Regions from separate parts of the Homo sapiens genome. Here region 2 is linked to region 1. A link is a contact called in ENCODE Hi-C or POLR2A ChIA-PET data. All regions are on one chromosome and are shown on one strand. The core of a region is the stretch at or near the end of the contact, and the rest is flanking DNA. Distances in the headings are between cores, read along the strand shown. Region 1 overlaps ITPK1 (inositol-tetrakisphosphate 1-kinase). Region 2 has its middle 33 kb from the start of MOAP1.

Evidence for each region. Hi-C counts contacts between places; a loop is a spot of excess contacts on that map. ChIA-PET counts read pairs that join two places held with the same protein, here RNA polymerase II (POLR2A). Pooled maps may share reads with other maps.
Region 2: a map of CD14-positive monocyte shows a loop between it and region 1 (2.3-fold over the local background). The contact joins two enhancer-like sites. A Hi-C loop is called at or near these places in 9 of 168 maps with a recorded cell type or tissue (CD14-positive monocyte, Caco-2, Calu3 and 6 more), 24 of 37 single-sample maps with no recorded cell type and 12 of 50 pooled maps. POLR2A ChIA-PET finds 5 or more read pairs at or near these places in 8 of 52 experiments (BJ, GM12878, HEK293 and 5 more).

The regions. Positions count from the first base shown.
Region 1 is chr14:93,100,549-93,107,411 of GRCh38, forward strand. All of the region lies in intron 2 of ITPK1 (inositol-tetrakisphosphate 1-kinase), which reads right to left. Among named protein-coding and RNA genes, the nearest start is that of ITPK1, 12 kb to the right of the region's middle. Within about 2 kb of position 5,048, at least 5 of the 41 ENCODE cell types and tissues checked have a DNase peak (open chromatin) inside an H3K27ac peak, as active enhancers do; they include CD14-positive monocyte, where a contact is called at or near this core.
Region 2 is chr14:93,148,457-93,154,812 of GRCh38, forward strand. No RefSeq gene overlaps it. Among named protein-coding and RNA genes, the nearest start is that of MOAP1, 33 kb to the right of the region's middle. Within about 2 kb of position 2,340, at least 7 of the 41 ENCODE cell types and tissues checked have a DNase peak (open chromatin) inside an H3K27ac peak, as active enhancers do; they include CD14-positive monocyte, where a contact is called at or near this core.

The DNA of each region.
Region 1 (6,863 bases), core at 3,798-6,297:
AGAGAGAGACAGAGAGAGAGAGAGACAGACAGACAGACAGACCAGGCCCTATTGGACTGTCGCCTGAGTCTACCTACACCTGAAGCCAGAATGCCCCAAGGATCTGACTCAGGAACCAATACATCCCCTTTATTACCGAACCCGCTCAGCACTGAGGCTCCTGTCAGAACCCATCCACCCCTGTGGCTCTAGGAATCAGCCATACAATCGACTTACTGCTCAGATCATTAGCTGACGAGACCCCAATGACTCATCACATCTGTTGGTTAATTGAGAGTGAGAGGACTGGAGCACACAGCAATGGAAACAGATTTGCAGCCATGTGGCCCACTCCATAGGTCTCACTGTCCAGGGGGTCCCAGCCTGAAGCACATGCAGAAGCACTCACAGAACTGCCCACGTCCCAGATGGCTGCGTCAGGGAAGGGGCACCCACTCACTCCCCCATCCTTCCCAGGAGAGCATCCCAAATCCAAAGAATTGGTTCCTGTCACATTCCCAGCAAGGTTAGGAGAGACCACAGGGCCCATCAACAAAAATAACTCATCCTGGCCGGGATGGGGTCCACCAATCATGGCCCAGAACAGAACACACCCTCGCCTCTTCACACTCCTAGAGGTTCCCTGGAGGCCACAGGTGTACTTCTGGGCTGCGAAGCTGTCAGCCCAAAGCTCTACATGTGTGACCCTGCAAGGCCAGCCACTCTGAGCTGCAAACCCTTACACGCAAAGGCCTCTTCTGGCTCAAAGGTTTTCAAAAGTTACTCCTCTAAGATCGTGAATCTCTGTACCTCTGGACTCTGTGGAGGTTTACTCTGATACCACCTGACACAGGTGAGTAAGGGGCCACTTTCCCCCTTCTTCCTTCCAGAGATGGCCTCTGCCCTGCACAGAAGGGAAGTTTGCATGTGCTGACCCCCTCCTATGCATGAGCACAAGGTCACCTCTTACTGACAAGGAAATTAAGGCCCAGAGAGGAGCTGAAACACACCCACAGTCATCCACCTAGTAAGAAGCCGAGGCCGGGCACGGTGGTTCACGCCTGTAATGCCAGCACTTTGGGAAGCCAAGCCAAGTGGATCATTTGAGGTCAGGAGTTCGAGACCAGCCTGGCCAATGTGGCAAAACCCCATCTCTACTAAAAATACAAAAAATTAGCTGGGCGTGGAGGCGTGCGCTTGTGACTCCAGCTACTCGGAAGGCTGAGGCAGGAGAATCGCTTGAATCCAGGAGGTGGAGGTTGCAGTGACCTGAGATCGCGGCACTGTGCAAACTGATGTTTGAACCCCACCCCCAGGGTGATCGGCTATGAAACCCCGGGAAAGTCACTTACCCTCTCTGAGCCTCAGTCTCCACATACGGACTGACAGCTTCAAAGAGCCACATGTTAGCGCTCAGCACCATGTCAGGCATGAAGCTAGAGCTCCAGAGACAGGAGCCACTGCTGTTTCTGGAGCTAACTGTCCTTATACCACTTAACAATGCAGGGCAGGGTGACTCTGCAAGCTTAAGTGCATTTCTGGAGGGACTCCCCTGCCCCTAACCCTCCACACTACAGGCACCTCGTCAGCTCCCCCAAAAGAACGAGGCACATTCCTCACCAGGAGGGCTCCTCCTGATATGTAGACAAAGGTCAGAAGCTGGGGCCTGGACTGGCCTCTCCACAGCTACAGGCTTCCCCAGAGCAGCGAGAGGATGGGGCACCCAAATCTCCGCAAGCACAGGCCACGGCTTGGCTGCGCCCAGGTCAAGGTGATAAAAAGGGTGCTTGGGAGCTGACTGTGCAGGAAGCAAAACCTTTCTCCAACACGATCCCAATGCCGCGGGACACACCTTCCTGCAGGGAGGCGGCAAAGGCCTCTAGTGGCAAGGCCATAATTCCTTTTCTTTTCAAGGATCCCATGACGAATGTTAGGACTTTAAAATCTTAAAGAAAATAGGCTGGGCTGGGCGTGGTGGCTCACACCTGTAATCCCAACTCTTTGGGAGGCTGAGGTGGAAGGATCACCTGAGGTCCGAGAATCACTTAAACCTGGGAGGTGGAGGTTGCAGTGAGCCAAGATCACACCACTGCACTCCAACCTGGATGACAGAGCAAGACTAACAAAAAAGAAAAAGAAAATAGGCTGGCTAGGCACAGTGGCTCAAGCCTATAATCCCAACACTTCGGGAGGCTGAGACGGGCGATCGATCAAGCTCAGGAGTTACAGCCAAACCTGGCCAACACAGTGAAACCCTGTCTCTACAACAACGGCAAAAAAGACAGAAACAAGTCTGGGAGTGGTGGCTCATGCCTGTCATCCCAGCACTTTGGGAGGCCGAGGTGGGCGGATCACGAGGTCAGGAGATCGAGACCATCCTGGCTAACACGGTGAAACCCTGTCTCTACTAAAAATACAAAAAATTAGCCGGGCATGGTGGCAGGCGCCTGTAGTCCCAGCTACTCGGGAGGCTGAGGCAGAAGAATGGCATGAACCTGGGAGGCGGAGCTTGCAGTGAGCCAAGATCGCGCCACTGCACTCCAGCCTGGGCGACAAAGCAAGACTCCATCTCAAAAAAAAAAAAAAAAAAGAAAGAAAGAAAGAAAAAAAGAAAAATAGGGCCGGGCATGGTGGCTTACGCCTGTAATCCCAGCACTTTGGGAGGCTGAGACGGGCAGATCACGAGTTCAAGACCAGCCTGACCAACACAGTGAAACCCCATCTCTACTAAAAATACAAAAATTAGCCGGGCGTGGTGGCGCGTGCTTGTAATCCCAGCTACTCAGGAGGCTGAGGCAGGAGAATCGCTTGAACCCGGGAGGCAGAGGTTGCAGTGAGATTGCACCACTGCACTCCAGCCTGGGCAATAGAGCAAGACTCCGTCTCCATCTCAAAAAAAAAATAAGAAGAAGAAGAAACTCACGAGCCCAGGACCCTGAGAGGTACGTGACCCAGCACACTGTGGGCAAGAGCTCCCAGTGGTGAGACAACTGCCCTGAAGCTCTCCCTAAGACTGACCCTGGGGCTCCAGGAGACTGTGGTGCTCACTGCTGTATCAATCCCCAGAACCCAGGAGTGCCCAGCATACAGCAGGCACTCAGTAAGTATGTGGCATGTAAGTGCATAAAGGAATGAATGGGGTGTTTTTTAAAAAGAAGATGCCACGGCCCACCCCAGATTCATTCCAGGGGAGGGGGAGGCCTGGGAACCTGCACTAGGACAAGTACCCCAGGGTGGAGACCGGATGTTTCCTCACCTCCGCAGCCCAGCCCTTGACTGTTGGATGGAAACAGGGTGTGAGGCAGAAATGAAAGTGAAACTGCCACAGGAGGGTTCTCTCTGCACCCATCTACCATGCCCCGCCCTGCCCAGGAAGCAGCAAGCTGACCACTGGAGGATCCCCCAGAAAAAGATGGGTGGCAGCTCCCAGCAGAGATGTGTCAGAGGCCCCAGGCCCTGCCTTGGGCGGGTAGGAGGGCAGGTGAGGTGGCCTCTTGGGTGGAGGGGGAATCCTATCATTTGGCCCTAGGGCGGGTGCACTGCACCCACCTTACAGTTGGGAGGGCAGAGGCTCAGGACAAGTCTCATGCTCCAACTTCACTGCCATCTCCACCATGCACTATCCTCCTGGGCCCAACAACTGCACACAAAGGATGCTCAGAAAAGAACCCCTTGAGGCAGGGCGCGGTCGCTCACACTTGTAATCCCAGCATTTTGTGAGGCCAAGTTGAGCAGATCACCTGAGGTCAGGAGTTTGAGACTAGCCTGGCCAACATGGTGAAACCCCATCTTCTCCACTAAAAATACAAAAATTTGCTGGGTGTGATGGCGGGTGCCTGTAATCCCAGCTACTGGGGAGGCTGAGGTGGAGGTTGCAGTGAACAAAGATCACACCTTGCACTCCGGCCTGGGTGACAATAGCGAAACTCCATCTCAAAAAAAAAAAGAACAGAACTCCTTGATTTTCCTGACATCGATCGACGGCAGCTGGATGCTGTGTTGAAGACAAAGGCAACCTGGCGGAGTGGAAACAGCATGGTTTCAGGAGTCACCCATCCCTGAGGGTGAATCCAAGCTGTGCTGCTCACAGCACCTGGCCTCTCCCTGAGTCTCAGGGCCCTCATCTAGCAAATGGAGACCCCTCAGCCATCCTGGAGGGTAGTTATCCCATCTGCAATAGTGCCTGACCCCCATGGTAGGTTCTCAGGATCCTCTGAGATCTGGCATGAGCCATGAATGTACAAGGGGGCAGAGAGGAAGCAACACAGCCCTGCCAAAGCACAGCAGGCCGCCTGAACAAACCCAGAGTCCCAGTTTCTGGCTTGGGCTCCAAGAGCGCCCAGAGTGACCCCAGGCTAATAAGAATGGTTGCTGAGGAGTCCATGGGTTTGCAGCGTAAACTGCTGAGGAAAACGCCACAAGTGTCTATCTGGCCAGATCGGTCCCAGGAATGTCTCTTGTGCAAAACTAGCTCCTTTCTATACACTCCGGGCAAACCAGCAGCCAGAGGCAAGAAATCTGAAAAGGCTTCTTTTGAGAAGGAATTTGGCAAAAGGTAGCAACAGCAGGTAGAACTGGGCTGGGCTGACGACCTGGTGCCCCTGCCATGTCTCCCTCCTGCATGAGGGGGCTCCAGTGAGGCCTCAGGTGAACGGTGCCAGACTGGAGATTCCCACAGTGAGCTCAGGGTACAGAGACCCAGGAGCCAGCCTGGGAACCTCTGGCTCCAGCAAACCTCCTGGAGGGGACCTGCCCCTGAGAAGTCTGAAACACACTGCTTCAGCCTTGGCTAACTCGGTGCTTCCCCACGCCTGACAGTTTTGGGGTAAGGTCTTCTGAGGCACTTCATGAAATGACAGTGAGTAGTTTCCCATAAAAATCATCAGGGTACTTCACAAGGAGCTCCCCAGCCCCCTTCCCAGGAGAATCTTCATCTCACAGGGAAGGGAGACTTCAGGATGTGTACTTCTCCCTTCTCCCCAGTGCCCCTGGAGCTTTTTTTTTTTTTTTTTGGAGACGGAGTCTTGCTCTGTCACCAGGCTGGACTGCAGTGACGCAATCTCGGCTCACCACAACCTCCGCCTCCTGAGTTCAAGCGATTCTCCCACCTCAGCCTGCCGAGTAGTAGCTGGGATTACAGGCACCCACCACCACGCCTGGCTAATTTTTGTGGGGTTTTTTTTTTTTTTTTTTGAGACAGAGTTTCACTCATGTCACCCAGGCTGGAGTACAGTGGCGCGATCTCGGCTCACTGCAACATCCACCTCCCGGGTTCAAGCGTTTCTCCTGCCTCAGCCTCCCGAGCAGCTGGGATTACAGGTGCCAGTCACCACACCCAGCTGATTTTTTGTATTTTTAGTAGAGACTGGGTTTCACCATGTTGGCCAAGCTGGTCTTGAACTCCTGACCTCAGGTGATCCGCCCGCCTCAGCCTCCCAAAGTGCTGGGATTATAGGCGTGAGCCACCACGCCCATCCCCTGGTGTCTCTTTTGTTGGGCAAGTTTGGCAAACAAGTAACTTGGAGGAAGATCGATGACTGCCAAAGAGCACACAGGTCAGGCGCGGCTTCCCTCGGCTCCCTTGGGCACCTGAGACCTAACCTGATTCTTGAGAAAGGTCAGCTGACCCACCCACTACCACCCCATCCACCCCACCACCCCACAGCCCAGAGCGGCTCATTTCCAGAACACAAAGGCTGGACTGAACCAGACCCACGGGGAGCATTTTGTCTTCCTATCCCTGGCCCCGAGGGCATAACTGCAGCCTCCCTCGGATGGGAGGAAGGTCACACTGTCAGGAAACAAGGCTCTAGAAGGACACCCCGACACCTCCTTGAACCACCCTGTCTAAGGTGGAAACCGGCCTCAGTTCTGCCCAGAGCTGCCTGCCCTCCAATCCACATGGAACCCAGGGCTTATGGCAGAGGCTTATAAGGCTTATGGTAGAGGCCAGGGTGTGTGGCCTCTACAAAGTGGACACCGTCCACCCTGTGGGTCCTTTAGCTCCTGGAGAGAGCTCTAGGCCCCTCTTGCTGAATGTCGCCTCCTTAGAGAGGCCTTCTCTGACCACAGAGTGCTAAAGTGGCTGCAGCCACTGCGCCATAGTTCTCTCCTGTTTGCAGGTTTCCTGGCTCTAGTCACACCTTGCAGCATTTCCAGTGCATCTGAGAGCTGGTTTGCCTTCACCTCCTGCAGGTGTACATGCCGGCAAGGACCAGCACCCAGCACAGGCCTGGCCAGGGCAGATGCTCAGGACTTGCCCACAAGCCCCTCCGGAACCTGGGACTTACCACCTAACTCTCTCCCCATCTCCCCCACCCCTGGGGTTTCCTTCCTGGCCCAGAGCATTCCAGAGTCACAAGTGGCTTTGGCTGAGCCATAGGGACATGAAAAAGGCTTCCAAAAACCACCAGGCAGTTATTGATCCACTAACATACTTTTTTTTTTTGAGACAGAGTCCAGCTCTGTCACCCAGGCTGGAGTGCAATGGTGCAATCTTGGCTCACTGCAATCTCCACCTCCCGAGCTCAAGCAATTCTCCTGCCTCAGCGTCCCAAGTAGCTGGGATAACAAGCACCTGCCACCATGCCCTGCTAATTTTTGTATTTTTAGTAGAGATAGGTATTCACCATGTTGCCCAGGCTGGTCTTGAACTCCTGACCTCAAGCAATCTGCCCGCCTCAGCCTCCCAAAGTGCTGGGATTACAGGTGTAAGCCATCACACCCAGCCACTAACAGATTCTTTTTTGAGCTCCTATGTGCACTGGTATAGGCACTGGGGTTTCAGCAGTAAATAAAGCTGCCAAAATCTCTACCTTCATAGAACCAACTACTTAAAAACAAGACAGACTTAAAATAAGCAGGACAATGAGCAAGTCAGAGAG
Region 2 (6,356 bases), core at 1,090-3,589, 45 kb after region 1:
CACTGCACCCAGCCTATTTTGACATTTATTAAATATATATTCTATATTAGAAATTTTGGCCCAGGCGTGGTGGCTTACGCCTGTAATTCCAGCACTTTGGAAGACCGAGGCGGGCGGATCACCTGAGGTCAGGAGTTCGAGACCAGACTGACCAACATGGAGAAATCCTGTCTCTACTAAAAATAAAAAATTAGCCGGGCGTGATGGCACATGCCTGTAATCCCAGCTACTCGGGTGACTGAGGCAGGAGAATCGCTTGAACCTGGGAGGAGGAGGTTGCGGTGAGCCGAGATCACGCCATTGCACTCCAGCCAGAGTGAGACTCTGTCTTAAAAAAAAAAAAAAGAAAAAGAAAGAAATTCTAGGGGCTAAAAACGAAAGGAAAGATGAACAAGATTTAGTCGCTGCCCTCAAAGAGTTTGCAATCTGGAAATAAGGCAAAGCATCAATAATACAACATGGAAAAAGTTTTGCAGGAAGTAGGTAGATAGGGCTGATCCCCAGAGGACTCAACGGGGAGCTGTGGAAGGCAGCCTCCAAGATGGCCCCAGGGATCCTTATCTTCTGTGTTGGTCCTTTCTCCCATACCACACCCTGTTTGCAATTCCTGGGCCTCATCTGCTCCCTATTCCTGGTACCACTGCTCCTGACGCTTGAAAAATGCATACCTGGAGATCAAGGTCGGTGTCCACCCCCCACAGCGATTGGGTCCAAGGAGAACACATGTCCCTCTATGGACCAATCAGAGTCTGCGAGGCAGAGCCCAGGACTTAGGCTGAAACTATGGGAAAGGAACATCATTTGCACTTAGGAAAAAGCCGGAGCTGCTGGTGGCAAACTGCTTCCGTGGAGGGAGAGGCTGCCTAATGTGGAGGAAAGCAAAGCCCAGAGGTGGGCAGAGGGGCCTCCTCACGCATCGCTTCAGCACTGTGCTTCGTACACGGAAGTTTCTACTTAACGCCAGCCAGAGTTGGTAACTTGGCTTGGGTTCCCAGAAACCTTGAGGTAAAGGCCTGTTTGATCCTACTCTATAAGTGAGGGCCATCGCAGAGAGCACCGAGGAGAGACCATGGGAGAGAGGAGAGAAGGAACCATAGTGGCTATGAGGCTCCTCCTCTTGAAAGTCCATTGAGGATGAAAAGGGCCAGAATGTATCCACTTTCCCCATCTCCCATCAGTCAAAGGTTTGCTTCATGGCGCATTAACTCCCCGCCACCCTCACCCCGGCAGGTTGCCGGCTAATTCCTTTGCAGGGACTGCTGGCAGCCCTGGAACTGACAGGCAGGAATTAAACAAGTAACTGCAAGGTGGTGAGGGTTTTGAAGAAATAGCACAGGGTGGCCAGAAGCACTGGCTCATGCCTGTAATCCCAGCACTTTGGGAGGCCAAGGGTGGCAGATCATTTAAGGTCAGAAGTTCGAGACCTGCCCTGGCCAACAAGGTAAAACCCTGTCTCTACTAAAAATACAAAAATTAACCGGGCATGGTGGTGCGCCAACAAGGTGAAACCCCATCTCTACTAAAAAATATAAAAACTTAGCCGGGCGTGGTGGTGCATGCCTGTAGTTCCAGCTACTTGGGAGGCTGAGGCAGGAGAATCGCTTGAACCCGGGAGACGGAGGTTGCAGTGAGCTGAGATGGTGCCACTGCACTCCAGCAAGGCAGATCACAGTAAGCCAAAGTGAGACTGAAAAAAAGAAAAGAAAGAAAGAAGGAGGGAAGGAAGGAGAGAGAGAGAGAAAGAAAGAAAAAGAGAGAAAGAAAGCGAGTACAGGGTATTCTGGGCACAGGTCAGGAAAGGCCTTCTAAAGAGGTGGCAAGTCCAGATGCTAACCCAAAGGAAGAGTAGACATCAGCCAGGCCAAGGGGTGCAGACAGGGAAGAGCCATCGGGAAGTGAAAACCACACATGGGAACCCTTGAGGCCAGAAAGAGCACGTGTGTTTGCGGAACTAAAAGAAGGCGGGCATTGCAGCAGCATTCAGAGCAAGGCAGATCACAGTGAGCATTTATAGAGCACCAAGTATATACACACGGACGTAGCCACTTATTGTTTGAGCTGCCCTGCCCCTTCTCCCTTTTTTTCTGGGAACTGTGCCTTCTTCCTTCCTGCCCGGGCACATGGTTACCATAGGAACAGCCCTCTGGCCGTTGAATGGACTAGAGGTGAACACCTCACTGAGGCGGAACAATCAGAGCCTAGGCCTGAGGAGACTGGGGAGGTCGGGGCCCAGACGGTGATTGAGGCTGTCAATGCAGGGCTGGGCAAGTTGCACGTTAACTCAGGATATGTTGGCAGCCAGGTTTTCAGTGGACCAGGAAGCAATGAAAGACACTTCTGCAGAGGTGTTAATGAGGCAGGCAGGGAGATGAGGAAATGTGAGAGAGCCTGGTACCCAGTCATCCTAGACGTGGCTGCATCCCTGCCCTGGAGCTGCTTGAAACAAAGCTCGCTTGTTGCTTAAACTGCATCCAGTGGGTTTCTGTCAGTTTCCTAACAAAACAAGTCCTAACTCATACCTTACCAAGTGCTAGGGCTTTATAGATGCATAAATACGGCAGGGTCTCTGCCCTGAAGAAGGTTATAAACCAATGGGAAGACAGACATGTACACTAAACATTAACTACAGGGTGATAAGTGCTATAATAAAAGTTTGTCCAAAGTAGGGAGGTTGTGCAGAGATAAGATAACAAATGTAAAAGGATTTCGAAAAGAAAAATGTGTTATGTAAGTCCCCTAGAATTATGCTTATGCAATTCAATTGATTTCTACTTTCAATTTAATCGAGAACACAGCTACTTCACTTTCAGAATTACGCTGTTTTATAAGGTAGTGCTGGCCTGTAATCTGGCAATGGGTAAATTATCCAGGGTCTCATGCTTTTATTTCGTCATTTGTGTTTGGCGAGTGGATAGATAAATAACCTTGCAGTTTCCCAGAGAATCAGGAAACATTTGACAGTTTGCCCTTGCAGCCTGTGTTGCAATTTTCGTTTTTGTTTTTGTTTTTCCCTGAAACAGAGTCTCACGCTGTCGCCCAGGCTGGGGTGCAGTGGCACAATCTTGGCTCACTACAACCTCCGCCTCCTGGGTTCAAGCGATTCTCATGTCTCAGCCTCCCAAATAGCTGGGATTACAAGCATGCACCATCATGCCTGGCTAATTTTTGTATTTTTAGTAGAGATGGGGTTTTGCCATGTTGGCCAGGCTGGTCTCGAACTCCTGTCCTCAAGTGATCTGCCTGCCTCAGCCTTTCGAAGTGGTGGGATTACAGGCGTGAGCCACCGCGCCTGGCCCCTGTGTTGCAATTTCCTGCCCTGCCTGCATCAACCTCTCCTTGACTCCATGAAATGAAACGTCTGCTGACGCACTAAAATAAAATCTTGCAAGTGAATCACTGATTGAGTTTGCTGATTGACATACATACCATTGCCATGTTAACCACATGATGGTAACATTATGTCTGGAGAGAAGGTGTGACCGTTTCCACCTATACAATCTTCAAAATCATCCCATTCAAGGGTGCTTCCTAATGTTCGAATAATTTATGAAAGAATAATGATATCTTATTGAGAAATACCTTCCCTGTACCCTCATCACAGGGAGACACCTGTTTATTCCTGTTGGGTTTTTTTTTTCTTTTTTTTTTTTTTAGATTTAGAGAGGGTCTTGTTCTGTTACACAGGCTGGAGTGTAGTGGTATAATCACAGCTCACTGCAACCTCAACCTCCTGGACCCAAGTGATCCTCCCATCTCAGCCTCCCAAGTAGCTGGGACTACAGGCAGGCACCACCACTTCCAGCTCCTTTTTTCTTGTAGAGATGGGGTCTCGCTATGTTGCCCAGACTGGTCTCCAACTCCTGGCTTGGAGTGATCCTCCCACCCCAGCCTCCCAAAGTGCTGTAATTACAGGCATGAGCCACGGTGCTTGACCCTCCTGCCAAGTTTTTGATGGTGGAAATGACAACACAGGGTGTGCTTTGGTGTCAAGATGACCTAGGTTCAAATCCCAGTTGTACTGATGGCCAGCTGTGTGGTCTTGGGCAACTTAACCTACCAGAGCTTCAGTCTCCTCATCTGTTGAAGAAAAAAAAAAAAACACTTGACAAAGGATGAGTGGTAGGTGGAGAAGATGATGGAATCAGGTAGCGCTCCAAGGGTTAGATGGGAGAAGGTGAGGCTGGGCGTGGTGGCTCATGCCTGCAATCCCAGCACTTTGGGAGGCCGAGGCGGGCGGATCACCTGAGGTCAGGAGTTCGAGACCAGCCTGGCCAACATGGCGAAACCCCACCTCTACTAAAAATACAAAACTTAGGGGGTCATGGTGGCGCACGCTGGTGATCCCAGCTACTCGGGAGGCTGAAGCAGGAGAATCGCTTAAACCCGGGAGGCAAAGGTTGCCGTGAGCCAAGATCTTGCCACGCTACTCTAGCCTGGGCAACAGAGCAAGACTCCGTCTCAAAAAAAAAATTGAGAAGATGAGTAAGCATAAAAAAGTTGTTAGTTTCTTCTCCTGTATCCTGGAGTCCCAGATTATATGGGAAAGGCTGGGAGGGCAGTACTTCCTTTCCAGCCGAGGTCATCTCCTAGGGATCAGAATCTGATCGAGTCAATTACATTTCATGAGAATGGCAGGTTTCTGAAGACTTTATCATTTACAACTCAAAAACTCAGGAATAATTTCTCATAAGAATAACTCTACAGTTGGGGGCATGATCCTTAGAACACAAATTCTACTGCCATTGTAGTATTGTTTTGCTTTCGTTGAGCCTTTGCTCTCTGCATCACTGCTAGTATTTTGCAAAATGCTCACACATAAATTACAACAAGTGCTCTCACAGGGATCGGAGCACTTCCTCGCAGCACTTTGTCTCAGCTAACCATTCTGCAGAAGTGATTACAACACTGATGATGCGCTTGTTAGCTGGAGCATGTCCGGGACCACTCAATGAAGCTCCACATGCCTGAGTCCCAGCACACCTGGACGCTGCTGTTCCCAGTGGCTGACTTGGGATAGGATGTATATTTCTGTTTACCTGCTAGAGTGGTACCACCCCGTGGGACCATCATAAACAGTGTACAATTCAGAGTTCCACCAATTTTGAAATGAAGGGATTCTTTTTTTCTTCTTCTTTTTTTTTTTTTTTTTGAGATGGAGTCTCACTCTTGTCACCCAGGCTGGAGTGCAATGGTGCCATTGTGGCTCACTGCGACCTCTGCTTCGCAGGTTCAAGCGATTCTCCTGCCTCAGCCTCCCAAGTAGCTGAGACTACAGGTGTGCACCACCATGCCTGGCTAATATTTGTATTTTTAGTAGAGACAGGGTTTCACCATTTTGGCCAGGCTGGTCTCGAACTCCTGACCTCAAGTGATCTGCCCACCTAGGCCTCCCAAAGTGCTGGGATTACAGGCATGAGTCACTGTGCCTAGCCAAGGAAAGGAAATTTATACCTCAAAAAAGAAGTGGAGTGCCACTGAGTTATGCTTTCTAGAAAAAAAAAAGTGAAGGCCGGGTGCAGTGGCTCACACCTGTAATCCCAGCACTTTGGGAGACCGAGGCAGGCGGATCACAATGTCGAGACCATCCTGGCCAACATGGTGAAACCCCATCTCTACTAAAAATACAAAAATTAGCTGGGCGTGGTGGTGCTCACCTCTAGTCCCAGCTACTTGGGAGGCTGAGGCAGAAGAATCGCTTGAACCCAGAAGGCGGAGGCAGCAGTGAGTTGAGATTGTGCTACTGCAAAATTTGCTGGGATTACAGTCGTGAGCCACCATGCCCGGCCTCATTTTAGCCTTTTTAAAGAAGTTTGCAGCTCATGCTTCAAGGAGGAGCAGTGGAAAGGCAATCATACAGGCCGGGTGTGGTGGCTCACTCCTGTAATCCCAACACTTTGGGAGGCTGAGGCGGGAGGATCACTTGAGCCCATGAGTTCCAGACCAGCCTGAGCAACATACCAGGACCCAATCTTTACTTTAAAAAAAAAAAAAAAAAAAAAAAAAAAGGAATGCTGGGTGTGGTGGCGCACGCCTGTAGTCCCAGCACTTTGGGAGGCCGGTGCGGGTGGATCACCTGAGGTCGGGAGTTCGAGACCAGCCTGACCAACATGGTGAAACCCCGTCTCTCTTAAATACATAAAATTAGCCAGGTGTGGTGGCACATGCCTGTAATCCCAGCTACTTGGGAGGCTGAGGCAGGAGAATCACTTGAATCCAGGAGGTGGAGGTTGCAGTGAGCTGAGATCGTGCCACTGCACTCTAGCCTGGGCAACAGAGTGAGACTCCATCTCAAAAATAATAATAAAATAAACAAAAAATAAATTTAAAAATGTTTTTAAAAAAGGAGCCAGGTGTGG